2 separate regions of the Mus musculus genome follow, and region 2 is linked to region 1. Evidence: chromatin loops called from intact Hi-C (ENCODE). Cell type or tissue: left cerebral cortex. All regions are shown on one strand. Links, peaks and the distances in the headings refer to the core of each region. The heading gives the core; the rest is flanking DNA.

Evidence for each region. Hi-C counts contacts between places; a loop is a spot of excess contacts. Peaks named below come from ENCODE experiments on the same cell type or tissue, not always from the same donor. Only the 100,000 strongest peaks of a DNase experiment are listed, where the experiment ranks them.
Region 2: a loop joins it to region 1, with 4 times the contacts of the local background. A loop is called at or near these places in 7 of 42 quality-filtered maps.

The regions. Positions count from the first base shown.
Region 1 is chr1:10,749,831-10,766,704 of GRCm38, reverse strand. No RefSeq gene overlaps it. Among named protein-coding and RNA genes, the nearest start is that of Cpa6, 38 kb to the right of the region's middle. In left cerebral cortex, for the core only: a CTCF peak has its summit at 6,918 (motif pointing right); a DNase peak (open chromatin) is centred at 6,926.
Region 2 is chr1:10,487,245-10,489,744 of GRCm38, reverse strand. It overlaps Cpa6 (carboxypeptidase A6), which reads left to right. Exons shown (of 11, transcript NM_177834.4): 3 at 796-920. Among named protein-coding and RNA genes, the nearest start is that of Gm25253, 67 kb to the left of the region's middle. In left cerebral cortex, for the core only: a CTCF peak has its summit at 1,331 (motif pointing left); no DNase peak of the experiment used is centred there.

The DNA.
Region 1 (16,874 bases), core at 5,935-8,434:
CCCTTCTTCCCAACTGTGGATGCAGTGTGACTAGCAACCTGCTCCTGCCACAATATCTTCCCTGCCACCGTGCATTGCAGTCCCTGGAACTGTATGGCAAAGTAATCTCTTCCTTCCTTCCTTAAGGTGCTTCCCCCCCCCCCCCCCCCCACCCAGGTTGTTGTAGCAATACAGTACAAGAGTCAGGACGAAGAACCACGAAGCTCCTCTAGCATTCAGGGGAGAGAAAAAGCAATGTCTTCCTCTGGAATTCGGAAAGCATTCTTCAGTTTAGGCTGTGGTAGTCAGGAGACACATGGGATGCAAAGGGACAAGGTAGTGGGAGGGAAGTGACCTGAGGTTGAGAGCTAGAATAGAACATAGAAGTTCGGAAGGGCTAGGTGTGGACTTACCTAGATGGATCAACAATCAGCAACCAGGATGAGAGAGATGCAAGAGAGAAGTGACTAGGATTTAGAAGTTAGTCATTTAAACACTCCCTCCCCTTGTTGTTTTAGGCTACCAAGTCTGCAATATTTCTTTCAAGAATCCCATGATTATTTCCTTGGCAAAATATGGCATACTGTGGCTTAAACAATGCGGATTTATTCTCTTGGTCAGGAAGCCTAATATCAAAGCAGATTTGGTATTTGATGAAGACTCGGTTTCTGGTTTTTTGAGGGCATTTTTTTCATTGTATCTTTGCAATCTTTGCAAAGGGTTAAAGGAGCTTGAGGCTGCCAGTTATATTTCTGTTCATAAAGACTGCACCCTCATGACCTAAACACTCCAAAAGTCTTTACTTTCTAAAACTACCGCATAGGGTGGTATGTTTCCATAAATGAAATACACAAGCATGCAGATCATAGCAGTGACTGTATAACTAGATCTAAGAAATGCAAAAATCAGGTATAAACTTTGGAAACCCAGTGATCTTCCTATGGAAATGTCTGTCTACACAATGTTTCATTCATCATCCTGGAATAAAGCAGATGTTTCTGTCAGCACAGATATTTAAGGGGATATTGGTAAAGTGGGGGCAACAGAGTGAAGGGGTCTTATGGAGGGTGTTGAAGCATGGTGAAGGGCTAGCAACATCTGGGAGCCATTAACCCTTATGAGGCTTGAGGGAGTAAGGGAAGTGTGGCTTTCTGGAGCCAGGGATGACCAAGGCCTTGACAGTGAAGATCAAATTGTACACACTCACTAATCATGTTGATTTCTGTAACAGTTGGAGACTTTAAGAACTAAAATCTAAAGAACATTGTCTCTTTCCCTGTCAGTCATGACATATAATACCCTGTTCTGGGTTCTAAGAGTTGGACCAACCCCAAACATGGCTAATCTTTTCTGAAGATCACCTTTGATATGCTGTATGAGTTAAACATCTGGCTTCATTCAAAGGCAGAAACTGAGGGACCTCTTAGCAGCCCCATATTTAGCAGAGTCTCATTCACGAGGTACTCAGTGGAGATTAGAGCAGTCTAGAGTAGGGTCTCTGCTCCCTAAAGGGGCTCTGAAAAACACATGTTCTCACTCAGACCCTATGTGACAGCTGTCACTTATTTCTCAGCCACAGAGGCTAATGTGAGGAGCAGTACAGCCTGCCACTACATAAGAGCCATGAAAGCAGTGGCTCGGAAGAGCCTGGAGATCCCCTGGGCCAGTAAGCAATTCCCAAAGGCTCCTAAGAGATATCCCTGGAAAATGAGAGAAAGGTTCCCTCCAGGAAACACTTTTGCAAAAGAAATCCATATAGTATAACTACAAAATGCAAAAGCTAACACATTATTTTTTTACTGCCACCCTTACAACTTTTGCTGAAATGCATAGAAGAAAATGATCACATATGCACTTTACAGATGAACAATTTCTCCAGCTTTTCGATTCTTCCTCCATCAGGCTCAAAATAGGTAATTACTGAAGCAAATGAAAACCTTACAATGATCCCAAGGCTTTTAAGGAGCCATCACCACCTACACATTGGGCTGCAGGTCCTTTGGAGAATATTCCACGTGAACCATATCTGAGTTAGATGGAAAGTGAGAGCTTTAGTTCTGGCTTTCAAGCATGTGGTGCCATAAATTATCAGGATGCAGTTTATAATTAAGGCTACAATTTCCCACTAATAATAATAATGCTTCGATGTGCATGGATTTGGCTGCTTATTACCTTCTGGAATAGAACTATGGTTTGGAGTAACTGAGCCTTTGCTGACTGCAATGAGTGTGCTCTAAATTGTAATTGCCTCCCTCACCCACTCCCATCAGCATCCAAGCTGCCTACAGTACATTCTTGCTCATAAGTTTCATATTTTATATTGTATGACCTTTGTATTGTATGATCTTGATCTTAAGTAAGTGGGATCAGGCATGGAAGTCTCAGTTTGTGACCGTGAGATGACAGGACCAACGTCTGAATCCAAGGCTTTGGAGTTGTTCAGCCTAAGAATTCTGCAGAGACAGTCTGAACTAAAGAGTGTCAACCCAATGAGATGAAATCTCTCTCCTGAGAAATCTCAGCTGGAGCAGGAGTGTCCAGGAGTAGGCACAGCTGTGATAGAGGATGGTGGGAAGTGGCACCGAAGTTAGAGCTTGGCATGGAGTGCTGCAATAGCAGCTGAGGCTGCAGAATCACAGAGAAATGAGGGCAGAGAGCAGGGAGTCACCCCTTGCAATGAAACACAGAGAAGTCATCACCAAGAGGAACTTTCTTTTAGAACACAAAGGACGTTCTTCAGCAAGTGCTTCATTCCAACTCGGCCAATCCTGTCCAGTGATTGCACTGCATTAGAAGCTCTGATCAGGCTTAGGAGTTCTCTGGTGGAATTTTTAGGGTCACTTATATATACTATCATATCATCTGCAAAAAGTGATATTTTGACTTCTTCCTTTCCAATTTGCATCCCCTTGATCTCCTTTTGTTTTCTAATTGCTCTGGCTAGGACTTCAAGTACTATGTTGAATAGGTAGGGAGAGAGTGGACAGCCTTGTCTAGTTCCTGATTTTACTGGGATTGCTTCCAGCTTCTCACCATTTACTTTGATGTTGGCTACTGGTTTGCTGTAGATTGTTTTTATCATGTTTAGGTATGGACCTTGAATTCCTGATCTTTCCAAGACTTTTATCATGAATGGGTGTTGGATTTTGTCAAATGCTTTCTCAGCATGTAACGAGATGATCATGTGGTTTTTGTCTTTGAGTTTGTTTATATAATGGATTACATTGATGGATTTTCGTATATTAAACCATCCCTGCATCCCTGGGATGAACCCTACTTGGTCAGGATGGATGATTGCTTTAATGTGTTCTTGGATTCGGTTAGCGAGAATTTTATTGAGGATTTTTGCATCGATATTCATAAGGGAAATTGGTCTGAAGTTCTCTATTTTTGTTGGGTCCTTTTGTGGTTTAGGTATCAGAGTAATTGTGGCTTCATAGAATGAGTTGGGTAGAGTACCTTCTGTTTCTATTTTGTGGAATAGTTTGTGAAGAACTGGGATTAGATCTTCTTTGAAGGTCTGATAGAACTCTGTACTAAACCCCTCTGGTCCTGGGCTTTTTTTGCTTGGGAGACTATTAATGACTACTTCTATTTCTTTGGGGGATATCGGGCTGTTTAGATCATTAACCTGATCTTGATTCAACTTTGATACCTGGTATCTGTCTAGAAACTTGTCCATTTCATCCAGGTTCTCCAATTTTGTTGAATATAGCCTTTTGTAGAAGGATCTGATGGTGTTTTGGATTTCGTCAGGACCTGTTGTTATGTCTCCCTTTTGATTTCTAATTTTGTTAATTAGGATGCTTTCCCTGTGCCCTCTAGTGAGTCTGCCTAAGGGTTTATCTATCTTGTTGATTTTCTCAAAGAACCAGCTCCTTGATTGTTTGATTCTTTGAATAGTTCTTCTTGTTTCCACTTGGTTGATTTCACCTGTGAGTTTGATTATTTCCTGCCATCTACTCCTCTTGGGTGACTTTGCTTCCTTTTGTTCTAGAGCTTTTAGGTGTGTTGTCAAGCTGCTAATGTGTGCTCTCTCTAGTTTCTTTTTGTAGGCACTCAGAGCTATGAGTTTTCCTCTTAGAAATGCTTTCAATTGTGTCCTAAGCCTGATAAACAGCTTCAATGAAGTATCTGGATATAAAATTAACTCAAGCAAGTCAATGGCCTTTCTGTGTACAAAGGATAAACAGGCTGAGAAAGAAATTAGGGAAACAACACCCTTCTCAATAGTCACAAATAATATAAAATACCTTGGTGTGACTCTAACTAAAGAAGAGAAAGATCTGTATGATAAGAACTTCAAGTCTCTGAAGAAAGAAATTAAAGAAGATCTCAGAAGATGGAAAGATCTCCCATGCTCATGGATTGGCAGGATCAATATAGTAAAAATGGCTATCTTGCCAAAAGCAATCTACAGATTCAATGCAACCCCCATCAAAATTCCAACTCAATTCTTCAACGAATTAGAAAGGGCAATCAGCAGATTCATCTGGAGTAACAAAAAACCTAGGATAGCAAAAACTCTTCTCAAGGATAAAAGAACCTCTGGTGGAATCACCATGCCTGACCTAAAGCTGTACTACAGAGCAATTGTGATAAAAACTGCATGGTACTGGTATAGTGACAGACAAGCAGACCAATGGAACAGAATTGAAGACCCAGAGATGAACCCATACACCTATGGTCACTTGATCTTTGACAAGGGAGTTAAAACCATCCAGTGGAAAAAAGACAGCATTTTCAACAAATGGTGCTGGCACAACTATCGGTTATCATGCAAATTGATCCATTTCTATCTAAGGTCAAATCTACGTAAGTATCTCCTTGTACTAAGTCAAATCTACATTTCTATCTCCTTGTACTAAGGTCAAATCTAAGTGGATTAAGGAACTCCACATGAACCAGAGACACTGAAACTTATAGAGGAGAAAATAGGGAAAAGCCTTGAAGATATGGGCACAGGGGAAAAATTCCTGAATAGAACAGCAATGCTTGTGCTGTAAGATCGAGAATCGATAAATGGGACCTCATAAAATTGCAAAGTTTCTGCAAGGCAAAAGACACCGTCAATAAGACAAAAAGACCACCAACAGATTGGGAAAGGATCTTTACCTATCCCAAATCGGATAGGGGACTAATATCCAATATATATAAAGAACTCAAGAAGGTGGACTCCAGAAAATCAAATAACCCCATTTAAAAATGGGGCTCAGATCTGAACAAAGAATTCTCACCTGAGGAATACCGAATGGCAGAGAAGCACCTGAAAAAATGTTCAACATCCTTAATCATCAGGGAAATGCAAATCAAAACAACCCGGAGATTCCACCTCACACCAGTCAGAATGGCTAAGATCAAAAGTTCAGGTGACAGCAGATGCTGGCAAGGATGTGGAGAAAGAGGAACATTCCTCCATTGTTGCTGGGATTGAAAGCTTGTACAACCACTCTGGAAAACAGTCTGGCGATTCCTCAGAAAATTGGACATAATACTACTGGAGGATCCCTCAATACCTCTCCTGGGCATATATCCAGAAGATGTCCCAACTGGTAAGAAGGACACATGCTCCACTACGTTCATAGCAGCCTTATTTATAATAGCCAGAAGCTGGAAAGAACCCAGATGCCCCTCAACAGAGGAATGGATACAGAAAATGTGGTACATCTACACAATGGAGTACTACTCAGCTATTAACAAGAATGAATTTATGAAATTCCTAGGCAAATGGATGGACCTGGAGGGCATCATCCTGAGTGAGGTAACCCAATCACAAAGGAACTCACACAATCTGTACTCACTGATAAGTGGATATTAGCCCAGAATCTTAGGATACCCAAGATATAAGATACAATTTTCTAAACACATTAAACTGAAGAACGAAGACCAAAGTGTGGACACTTTGCCAAAAAAAAAAAAAAAAGCAGCTCTTTAATAGAAACACTGGGCAGTGGTGGCACATGCCTTTATTCCCAGCGCTTGGAGGGCAGAGGCAGGTGGATTTCTGAGTTTGAGGCCAGCCTGCTCTACAGAGTGAGTTCCAGGACAGCCAAGGCTACACAGAGAAACCCTGTCTCAAACAACCAAAAAAAAAAAAAAAAAGAAAGAAAGAAAGAAAGAAAGAAAGAAAGAAAGAACGACAGAAAGAGATCATGATTTGGGAAAAGTATTACAAATAACTTACAAACAGGAACTATTTGGTTTTAATACCTACTGAGCACATTATAATAGTTATATATGCATAAGTGTACCACCTTAGAGCTCTTTAAACCTATGTATGACCTCATGGACATGTGATAACATGTGCTGTTAGTTAGCATTCGCTGTTTAGATAGATGCAGTCATGAGATGGTACTTGGCTTGGAGTTCTGGCTGTGTGGATGTTTTCCCCCTGCGAATTAGCAAAAGTAAAAAACTAATCCCCATAGATTATGATTGCTACCGTAACCTCATCATGAAGAGCAGTCAAGGTCAGATCTCCCAATTCCTTGGTAGAAATTGCCTTGATGTTTGCACTGGCAGCAATTCTCACTCCTAAGAAGACTATCTGGTTGACTGACCACCAAAGTTACAGTGAACTTGGCAAATTCCCAAGAGTACAAAGTCTTGTTCTCAGCCTTGTAGACATCCATGGCCAGCCATTTGGTCATCGTGAATTCATCCCCACAATGGGCAAGCCTATGGCAGGTCCCACATGATACCTTTCTAACAGCTTAGACAGAATCCATACCCATATCTGATCTTTCCTGTCTCCTATATCTGTAATGGGGCCTGAAATTACTAACAAAGCTGGACACTAGTCCTCAAAAGTCTATTGAGAGATATTTTCAAATGTATCAAGCAGTGCATAAAATCCCTAGTGAAAACCAATTCTAACAACAGGATGGACATCTAGAAACCACAAGGCAACTTATTAATTTACAAAGACAACACCACCACCAGGTGGCAGATGTGCACATTGATCACAGCCCCATCTCCCAGTGAGAGAGGTACAAGGAAAGCCATACATTCTCCAGTTGGCTGCTTAGTTCAAGTGGATCAAAAAAGGGTACAGATAGTGTGCTGGGGCAGATAGTGTGCTGGGCACAGATAGTGTGCTGGGGCACAGATAGTGTGCTAGGGGCAGATAGATGTGCTGGGCACAGATAGTGTGCTGGGGCAGATAGTATGCTGGGCACAGATAGTGTGCTGGGCACAGATAGATGTGCTGAGCACAGATAGTGTGCTAGGGGCAGATAGATGTGCTGGGCACAGATAGTGTGCTGGGGCAGATAGTGTGCTGGGCACAGATAGATGTGCTGGGCACAGATAGATGTGCTGGGCACAGATAGATGTGCTGGGGCAGATAGTGTGCTGGGCACAGATAGATGTGCTGGGGGCAGATAGATGTGCTGGGGGCAGATAGATGTGCTGGGGGCAGATAGATGTGCTGGGGGCAGATAGATGTGCTGGGGGCAGATAGATGTGCTGGGGGCAGATAGATGTGCTGGGGGCAGATAGATGTGCTGGGCGCAGATAGATGTGCTGGGGGCAGATAGATGTGCTGGGGGCAGATAGATGTGCTGGGCGCAGATAGATGTGCTGGGGGCAGATAGATGTGCTGGGGGCAGATAGATGTGCTGGGGGCAGATAGATGTGCTGGGCGCAGATAGATGTGCTGGGGGCAGATAGATGTGCTGTGGGGGCAGATAGATGTGCTGGGCGCAGATAGATGTGCTGGGGGCAGATAGATGTGCTGGGGGCAGATAGATGTGCTGTGGGGGCAGATAGATGTGCTGTGGGGGCAGATAGATGTGCTGGGGGCAGATAGATGTGCTGGGGGCAGATAGTTGGGCTGTGGGGGCAGATAGATGTGCTGGGGGCAGATAGTTGGGCTGTGGGGGCAGATAGTTGGGCTGTGGGGGCAGATAGTTGGGCTGTGGGGGCAGACAGTGTGCTACTGGCAGATGGATGTGTTTGGGGCAGATAGACAGATGGGTTTTGTGCATTCATTTGCTCATCTGGAGCTCACCCCCACAATGGTCAAGCTCTGCCGGGTCCCACAACTCTGTAACACAGCTTAGACAGGTACTGCTACCAGATCTGCTCTTTCCTGTGCCCTGTATTTGTAATGGGGTCTGGGATTATTAATGCTGCTGTCATTAGCTCCTTGAAAGTCTATCAAGAGGTATTTTCAAATGTATTAAGTACTACATAAAATTCCCAATGAAAACATAACAGTTTTATAATAATAGATCTACCCAACTGCCTTAAGATTCTCTATAGCCTAACTTGTTCTTAGTCCTTGTCCTAGCCAGGTAAAAAAAATTAACTATTCTTCCCCTTACTAAATGAACCCAGATTTTGGCATGGCTTCTTTGAGATTATTTCTGGGTTGCTTTGGTTAAAGTTTGATAAATTTCCAACTTTCTGTCACACAATCACAATTTCTTCATCATGCTAATGCATAGTTCATTCCACTACAGAGCTGACAAGATCTATCATTTCTTCTCCACCTCAGTCCTTGAAAGATCCTTTATTATTGTCTTCAAGGATCAGCTGCTGTACAGCACAGAATTATTAAGAACCAATATGTTTTGTGTAGTCTGCAGAATGATCTATAATAACATATTTTCAAATTTGAGTGAGTAAGTTTATAAGCACATTGCAAGTCAAAGTTAAATAATAAACAGAAATAGGTAGATGAGAGATGGATGGATAGATAGATAGATAGATAGATAGATAGATAGATAGATAGATAGATAGATAGATAGATAAAATGCCAAACACCAAATCAAATGCTTAAAATATCCAGTAGAAATTGAGATTTTGAGGTAGCCAGCTGGAGTTCCCAACTGACCTTTCTCTCCATAGCTGAACTTCCTATGGCTGAATATCAGGCCCCTCTCTCAGACTGTGGACACTTTTACATCATGAAATAAATAAATAAATAAATAAGAGTAACATCCACTGGAAATAGTTTACCTTCTAGCTTCTCTAAAGTGCCCAGTGATTTAACTTGGGGGCTACTTCTCCCTGTTACAGAGTTAGGGGGACAGATCATTGACAGATAAGGCGCCCTGGAGAGTACTTTGAGATAAGCATCTTGGTTCTGAAATGCAGTGGGTGAGGAGCACAACAATTCTAGAACTAGATTCTCAAACAGTACATGACAATTTACTAATACAATGTTTGTTACACAAAATATTATAGCAAGGAGAGCCTGCATAGTGCAGTACCTTCACTTTAGCTTCCATAATATTTCTTAAACACTACTCATACACTGATTCCTAGCTCGAAATCCACTTCCTATTCTCGCTAATGTCTGGAGCCAGAGATCTGCTTTGCAATTCAATTGCATTTCCCAAGAGACTCTAGGCAAATCACCTAACCCTCTGGGCTTCAATTTCCTTCTGTGTAAAATATGTAAAGTAGCAACCATACCTCCGGAGGCTGCTGTGGATGAGGTAATCAAAGAATGCATGCAAAAGTGGTATGTATGTATTAGCAAATAGGGCATTGGGAAATAGAGACACCTAGATAATTTGCAGAGCATTTGTCACACCTAAATTCAACTCTTGTTAATTAATGCTCTCTGCAACATTCTTCTAGGTCAGAAGCATCAGGATTTTATCAACTCTGTCTATTCTATAAATTATTCTATTATAAATATTAAAATAAAATTGGGGTTAGGAGGTTATCTCACTCAATAGTGTAATTACCTCGCAACATGAAGACCTGAAATCAAGCCTCAGAACTTACATTTTGAAAGACAGGCATGATTACATGTGCTTATAATCACAAAATGAGGGAGACAAAACAGGTAGATTTCTGGAGCTTACCAAGCTAAGCAACCTAGTCTATTTGGCCAGTTCCAGGCCAATAGGAGAGGTAAATAGTGCTTGAGGAATGGTTCCTGGTGTTATTCTCCAGTGTCCCCATATTTGTATAAATATGAACACACACACACACACACACACACACACACACACACGTACTCACCTGCCCATACATGAGCATGAACAATTGTACAAAGACATATTTGTAATATATATAATATAATTTGTAATATATATATATACATATGTGTGTGCAATTTGTATATGTACAATATGTATTTTTAATATTATATATGTGTAATTTATATATATACAATATGTATAGATGTACAGTTTATTATTAAAATAACAATGTCCTAAAAATATCATTGGTCCTCTCAGGATACTTTATCCCAGAAAACCCTTGTGAGTAATCAGCCTTCAATTTTTAAACTCCCTGTTGTAAACTTTAGAAACCAAATTCTTTTTCATCCTTTGGGGTTGCTGGGAGGAAGTTGGAGAAAATCCTGTCACAATTCCTGGAAGCATTTGTTCTGCATGTCCTGCATTTGAGGAAGCCAACAGCCCACACTCTTGCTTTAATCAAAACCTCTGGAATAATCTTCCTATAATCTCGCCAAAAGGCTGGCGTAGGCTTTCCCTTCTTGGTTGTCCCTTACTATTGCCTCCTTACTCAGGGTGCTGGGTTCTTGTGTGGGTCATTCCTCTGAAATGATAAATGGTTCATCATAACTTCTCCCCATAAACCTGCTGAATGTACAACATGTAAGCACACATCCAAGCCTGAAGTCCCATCCTGATCATCCCCAGGAAGCTTTGGTCCATTCTCAGGCCCTTACCATTCCAGATCCTTGGTTTCCCACAAGAGACAGAGGTTTCCTCCTCCCATTATCCAAAGCATAAGGGGAAACTTGTGATTATCTTTTATAGACACATGAGAATCTTGACATGATCTTCATCACTATCTCATACTCAATGAAGAGGATCCTCTGATATTTGAAGTTAGTTGACAGGAAACTCTTCTGGCTACCACACAAGATTCCCAGAAAGTTTACATTCTCTAGATGTGTTTAAGAGTCAAATGGCTTGTGTTAATGAAAATTTCCATAGTGTGTCTTCTGCAAGAATGAGGAGGAGAAGGAGAAAGAGGAAGAGTATGGGGAGATGAGGAAGGGGATGAGGAAGAAGAGGATGAGGAAGGAGAAGAAGAAGAAGAAGAGGAGGAGGGGGAGTAAGAAGGGGAAGTGGAGGAAGGGGAAGAGAAGGAGGGGAAGAGAAGGAGGGGAGAAGAAGGAGGAGGAGGAAGAGAAGGAGGATGGGGAGAAGGAGAAGGAGGAGGAGGAAAAGAAGGAGGAGGAGGAAGAGAAAGACTATCTTTCATCTTAGCAGTCCTGTTAACAAAATTAGTTCAATACCCAGAGGTGATGATGCCCTTTACGAGTCAGCATCAGGGGGAGGCCTGGCATTTCACACACAAGATTTAGAGACAGCAGCTATTTATGAAACTGAAAAGAGGGGCAATTTACAGATCTCAGAGAGTTTTCTTTTGAAAAATTGTGCCAGGTACACATTTTATATTTTCACCTACTACACAAACAAGTTTCTTAAAATATGAGAACTAATTTAACACCAGTGATATATACTAACAATTCAAAGGCACTCATATCACATGAAGATTTCAAATGTTAACTGAAATGAGGTTCATGCATTTATGTATAAATACATATATATACAAATATATGTTATACATGTAATATATATATATATATACATAATTTATAGAGAAAACTAAACTTTGTTAATGTTACATTAAATCTGGTAGTCATATCATAAAACCAATTTCTGTGTAGAAATTGATGCCTTCCTTCAAACAATAGTCATCAGATCAGGGCTGCCAATATGGCTCAGTAGAGGAATATAAAACCATCTAGCATTTTCTAAAATTTCTGCCCTGCTTGTGGACAAGAATAACCTTCTAACCCTGCTGAAAAGTCATTGTTAAATTATAGGGAATTGGAATAGGAATGATGTTGGGACATCAAAGAGAAAGTTAGAAGATACCTGGTCACAATAAGCCTTATCAAACTTTCAGACCTGTTTTAATATAAAAGTAAGGCACTAGTTTAGTCAGGGTAAATCTAGATTGCTGATGAAAACACAAAAATATATCAATATGAACATCTTAAGACATGGGAAAAATATCTCATTCAAAAGCTAAGCCCTAAAAATGACCACAAAATTAACTTTATACCTAAAAAAATCCCAAATGGCTCCTGATGGATCCTTAGGAAGAAAGAGATAGACTCATACAAGCAAATGAGTTCACTAAGAGGAAAAAAAATGAGAAGGTAGATTGGGGACACCATGCAAAGCATTTTAAGTGTCATTTTGAGGGGTATATTTATATACTTAATGAAATTCTGAGACACTTGAATAATGTTAAATGCAAATAAAAATCTACAAGAAAGAGGTCCTTGTGGTTTTGTACCTGGACTTGTCTTTCATTGACTTCAATGATATGAAAAAACACAAAGAAGAAACATTCATCAGATGTACTGAACAATGAAAAATAGTTAATAGATTTTTGCTTTCTTCCCCAAAGACTGAGGGGAAATTGGGTTTAAATTAGCTCATATAAAAACGGAAATTTTATGTTGGTTCAAAAGGCAAATCTAAGGTTTTTTAAAATAATGGTCCCAGAGTAGTTGTATATGCCATGCTATCTCAGTTGTAAGACTATGGTTTGCAAAGTTCGTATTGCTCCCAAGTACATCTCTAGCACTCAGTGTGAGCCTCTTCCTCCCCCTTCTGTGAAGCTTTGTGATGACATCAGATCCATCTCTGGGCATGAAGATTTGTGTTTTCCTCCCCAAACTCATATGTTAAAGCCTTATTTCCCAGCATAATGGCATTAAGAAATGGGCCTCTGGGAAGCAATCCGGGCTTTAGGGTGGAGTCCTTATGGATAGGATAAGTGTCCTTTATGAAAAACATTTTTTCATTATTTGGCCTATCAAGATACAATTAGAAAGTGGCCATATGCAAATAAGAATGCTCTCAGTAGATATCAAAATTGTCAGCACCTCACTCTCAGACTTTCCAGTGTGCATAACCTATGAGACTATAATTACTTTAAGCCAACCATCTTATGGTATTCTGCCATGATAGTCCAAATTCCTTAAGAAATCAAGAACCCCACCAGGATACTCCAGGTTGATTTTTCTGCCTCAAAATCTTTAGTTTCCCTGGTCTGGCTGTGTAAGGTAACAGTCTCAGATTCAAGCACTTTGGAAATGTACATGTACACTGAAAAGGGGGAAGTTGTAGTAAACAAAGACAGAGGGGTGGTTGGGAATTTGCTTACATGAGCCTTTATTTAAAAAAGAATCCCTTTTTTTTTTTTTTTTTTTTTTTACCATGAGCTAATTAAGCTATACAGAAAATGACATAATTAAACTTACATACGTAAAGACTGCACTAACCTCTGTAAAGAGGAGGCTGAAGAGGGGCATAGTGGGTAAGAGGTTCTAGAATTGTGAGAAGGCATGTATGACCATCTAAGGAAGAGATGAGGGAAACATACCAAATTGGTACCGGGAAGGTCAGAAGGAGTTGAATTCTGCACATATGTCAAAGAGGGTGACACCACCTGGGTGTGATGGTGCACACCTTTAATCCCAGCACTTGAGAGGCAGAGGCAGGTGAATTTCTGAGTTCAAGGCCAGCCTGGTTTACAGAGTGAGTTCCAGAACAGCCAGGGCTACACAGAGAAAATCTGTCTTGAAAAAAACCAAAAAAAAAAAAAAAAAAAAAAAAAAAAAGAGGGTGACACCAACACAATTTTCTGACAAATTCAATGTCCTCAAAGAAAAAGGAGTCAATAATAATTTCTTTTGCACCTGAGCAGATAAAAGGACACAGTTGCCACCAACTTAAATGAAGCCTTTATTAGAAGTAGGTTTGAAGGACTGTGTTAGGCTAGAACCTTGCCTTCAGTTTTGGCTATGTTCATTTTATCATGACTATTAGACATCTAAATAGTGAATTTAAGAATTTAAAATATATGGGGAAATTCTGACCTAGAAATATAAATATGACAGTATAAGAATTGTCAGCATTTTGATATTTTTTTAGTTTAGAGACTGGGTGGGAATCAATGGACGACAAGTAGATGATCAGAAGCTGGATTCTGGTAAACCCATGTAAAAGGGAGAACAGAGGAGGAAAGGAAAAGGAAAAGGGAAAAATACATGCATACATACATATAGTCTATATATATATATATACATAATTGTACACACATACATATACATACATTTAGTTGGTTGAAAGAGAAATGGGGGTAAGTCTATCAAGAAAGATTATCAGAGACAAACCATCACAGCTCTGTCCCAGGTCAAAGCCAATGGGCAACACAACACAACCTATGTGTAGTCACACCATTACATAACCATTACAGAATGGAGTTCTCCATTTGCTAAAAGCCACTGACCTATTCCATCTTATTTGGAATCTCAGTAGGGAAGACTTCAATAGACCTCTCCAACCATATATGATTCTGGCATTCTATTACTGAGTCATTATAGTTTGGAGAATTATTTAAAATTTGTATACATAGGACTGATAAAATCTACTTTAAATTTGGAAGAGTCACTCTAAAGCCCTGTAGAAGGGTCTCAGAAGTGATAGAAACAAAGAAAACTGAATGAAATCTTACAGCTGTGAGTTTAATGTCACAATGTATGTTCCAATGGCAATTCCACAAAGAAGGCTGCCTCAGATTGCAGGAACACTGTCAGACCCTTCCATGGAAGAGCTGTTGAAATTCTGATTGGATATTCGATGCTTTCCTTTAATTCAGAAAAGCAATTAAAGCACCTGGAGAAATCCGATTGATTTTCAGCTTGGGAATCCCATATCTACAGAGCAACTCGGAAACAGCTCAATCGATTTGCCAGCAGCTAGCATGGAGATAGAAACAAGAGTTTACTTATGATGGAGCTGAAGGGAAAATGTAAACCCAATTCAGGGTATTCATGTGGGATGCCTGGGATAAGACAGGAAGATTCTAAGGTTAGGAGAATGTGGACAAAAGTTCAGAATTTGGGGGACATCTGTAAACTACCAGGAATAGAAATGACCCTTCCTACCTCAACAACCACCAAGTGTCAATGGGTCCTCTGAGAGGAGTGAGGCCTCTGAGGGAATTTTTTTTATTTTGTAATTTTGACTGAAAATCTTAATCATTTTTTTTTTATTTTTAGGTCTTATGTTGGTAACCATAGCTGCTGTGAGCTGATCTGAGCAACAGCTGTGTAATGTCTTGAAGTCAGAATTTCACAGCTCTCCTTCCCATATTCCCACCAGCTCTTATATTTCATCCACCCTGTTCCTGAAATATCCTTAAGTATGGTATTAAGGGAGGTTGATGTAGATGATCCAGCTACAGCAGAACACTCAGAGTTATTTGTACTCAGCACTTTGACCAATTCTGAGTCTCTGCATTAACTACTACCCATTGCAAAAAGATGCCTCTTTGATCCAAGTTGGGCCCAGCACAAATCTGAGTATAAAAATAAATATTTACAACATAGTTTGATGTGTTTTTAATTAAAGGAGTAAAAGTTGCATCATAATTTATATCATCAAATGAAGATTATTTTATACAGAGAAAATATTTGCTATATAGCATCATAATTCTGAGACATTATATATACAAACCATACCAACAACATACAAAGCATAGCTAATGCTGTTCTAAAGATAACAATTAAGGAGACTTAGAGAGTCTGCATTTCTATAAAACTTCACTCATAGTCTGCACAAGAAACCCTGTGGGCCACAGAAGCAACAGAGCTTCTTGGACAGGGTCCCTTCAGGCCTTCATCCTCAGCCAGGAGGCAGAGCTGAGACCCAGACCTCTGGGCACCTTCTTGGCCAGAGGAGAATTGGCCTCCAGGGAGGGCTCTGACCCCAGGACACAGGTGAGAGTGCCATCTTGTATCCCGGGTCTTTAAGAGACCAGTCTGCACTGGAAAGCATGCAGGACACAGAAGCAACAAAGCTTGGACAGGGTCCCTAGAGGCCTGCATCCTCAGCAAGGAGGCAGATCTGAGCTCTGTGTACCTTCCCTGAAAGAAGAGAGCTTGCCTACAGAGAGTGCTCTGACCACTGGGACTCAGGAGAGAGTTGGACTCCCAGGAGTGCTGACAGAGGCAAACAGAATCTCAGGAGGAACAAGCTCCAGCCAGAGACAGCTAGAACATATAGCACCAGAGATTTCCAGATGGTGAAAGGCAAACATAAGTTTCTTACTAACAGAAACCAAGACGACTCCACATCATCAGAACCCAGTATTCCCACCACAGCAAGTCCTGGATACCCCAACACACCGGGAAAGCAGGATTCGGATTTAAAATCATACTTCATGATGCTGGTAGAGTGTTTTAAGAAGGGTATTAATAACTCACTTAAAGAAATACAGGAGAACACTGCCAAACGGGTAGAAGTACTTGAAGAGGAAGCACAAAAATCTCTTAAAGAATTACAGGAAAACACTGCTGAACAGGTAGAAGTCCTTAAAGAGGAAACACAAAAATCCATTAAAGAATTATAGGAAAACACAACCAAACAAGTGATGGAATTAAACAAAAGCATCCAAGATCTAAAAATGGAAGTAGAAACAATGAAGAAAACCCAAAAGGAAACAACTCCGGAGATAGAAATCCTAGGAAAGAAATGAGGAACCATAGATGTGAGCCATCAGCAACAGAATACAAGAGATGGAAGAGAGAATCTCGGGTGCAGAAGATTCCATAGAAAACATGGACACAACAATGAAAGAAAATGCAAAATGCAAAAAGATCCTAACACAAAACATCCAGGAAGTCCAGGACACAATGAGAAGACCAAACCTAAGGATAATAGGAATAGATGAGAATGAAGATTTTCAACTTAAAGGGACAGTAAATATCTTCAACAAAATTATAGAAGAAAATTTCCCAAACCTAAAGAAAGAGATGCCCATGAACATACAAGAAGCCTACAGGACTCCAAATAGACTGGACCAGAAAAGAA
Region 2 (2,500 bases), core at 1-2,500, 270 kb after region 1:
CTCAGTAAAAGGAGTGGAACGAGGTAAAAATGAAACTGTGCACTAGCATGAAGGATTAAGAAATGTGTCTGACAATCTTATTGGACATGGCAGGGGCTTAAATTAGAATGTTGTCAAGTTGTCTCCTTCTGGAGTCTTACAAGACTGGTTCAGACCTGTCTCTGGGGACAGTGTGATACAGGCCTAGCTGTATCCTTGCCCAGGGCTAACAGATGGCTGGAACGACCCTCTGCAGCTCTTCGAGCCCCACACTTTAGTTTGCCCACACTGTGGACTGGTTTGTTAGCTGACTCAGATTTGTCCTTGCAAGCTAGCAGAGAGACTATCTACATAAGAGAAAGAAAGCAGACTCTTTGCCCCCCCCCACCAATGAAAGCCTGTCTCCCCTATTTCAATACTGTAAAAGTAGGGGCAAGGCTACCAAATGTAATGAACCACAATTTCCTTATGTAGCAGAAAAAGTCTATACCGTTCTCTTTCTTGAAGTTATTCAAATATTTATACAGTAAATTTAAAAGAATAATTTTAAACCTTCACCTCATTTTTTACCTTGTGATGTAAACGTGTTGTGAATTGAGATCAAATTCTATTCATCAAATTCATCTGACTCTGATGAAATTGGGGGCACAAATTCAAGCCAGATGAAATGAGAGTTTAACCCTACAGGCATAAGCACTGAGTCTACTCTGCATGTGTTTGCTGCTACTATAATCCAACAAAATAATATGCTTGTCATCATGACATGGTTTCCCACCTATACTACATATGAATTATAGGTTGGTTCCTGCACTATAGGTGGACCTGTGGCAGCCCAGCAGTATCTCCTATGTGTCAGAGGGGACAATTACTGATGTCCATATTTCCCAAAATGCTTCCAGAACCCTGTTAGCGTTCTTACAGGAAACCCACATCTACTACAAGTAAGCATTCTTTTTTATTTGCTACAAATTTTATTTGTACTAAATCCAATTGAATAGTGACTGTATTCAGATTGTTTATCAAGAGTTTCCACAAGGGTTTTATTTAAGTGGTATTTCATTGTGAGACAATAAACATGTGTATATCCATATTTGAAGAACTTATTTGCCTAATAGGGAGTAGGAGAAATCACATAGACATGCTACTTCACTGTGTACACTAAGTCACCAATTGCAATGCAGATTTTTACTGTATAAAGAATCAAAAGCCAACTGGTGTTGCTAAAAAGGCCAAAGGGAAGGCAGAGAAGAAATGCCTGCTCTGCAGCAGAAAAGAGAGGATAAGGGACCTGCCAGATGTTGGGGACAAGCAAAGGAAGATACAAGGCCACTATGAGTGGTGCTGCCCCCTGGAGGATATAAACAAAAGTGCCTCATATTGTGGATGAGACTGTAATAGCAGAAGATAGAAATAGCCCAAATAGCCAGGGGAGGCTTCCCAGGGTAAAACTACCCAAGCTCTACACTCTGTTGGAGAGAGAAGAGGGAGAAGTCGGAGGAGGACACTGAGTTTTCTAGCATGGAGAAAACCGAGCAGACAGATGTGAATGAATGTGCACATTCAGACGGTTTCTAAACGAAGAGTTGCAGCAGAAGAGAGTAAGTCAAGACAGTTATGCGAGTCAAAGAAGAGAATGGTTTCAGAGAGTGGGATGATGATCCACAACTGCAGTGAACAAGAAAGGAGCCAACTAGTCTCTGAATTTGGTGATGGAAATTATATTACCAACGTTCGTGGGGAGGTTCAGTTGTGAGGAATGGAAGACAGAAAAGTGACAGATGCGAAGCAGAATCTATCTCCTAGCAGTGGTTATAAGAGAGCAGAGAGCAAGAAGTGACCACTAAGACATACGGCATCAATGGCCACTCAGAAATCTTGAAATTGTGCCAGAAGGAGAAACGTGGTGTGGTGTGGTGTGTCTACAGCCTGGGGAAGGACCATTAATGTGGTAGATTCTAGTGATACCAAAGAGAAGATTTGAACAGTAGGAAACAGACTCATCTTCTAACATGGAAGGAATAAATATGGACAATTTAAGATAATAGAACCAGCCATCATGCACTATCTAATACCAGTATTCTCGAGGTCGAGGCAGGAGAATTACAAACTCTAAGCTAACCTGGGGTACACAGTGAGTTCTAGGCCAGTTCCAAGATGGCATTCCCCACCTACCCCAAAAAAGGAGACAGGAGAAGGGAACCTGTAATTGGAAAGAAAACTTAGCTGGTGGTTTCTATAGTAATAAACAAAATTATTTACAAGGCGTGAAAAAAAATGGATTCTAAAGAATGTTACCAAGAGAAAAAAAACAGAAGTAAGAACTGACAGCCTGGTTGCTGCTGAGAAGAGAATCTAATATTGGTAGAGGGTTGGTGGTCTGTTGGATAAAGACATAGAAAGGTTGGCATAGTAACTTTCCCAGTGAAATACTGGTTCAAGGGTTTATCAGTGGTATCTAGTCCAGATGAAGAAGGGGGAGACTCTGGGCAGAATTGTGGGAGAATGTAGAGGATTGGAGGAG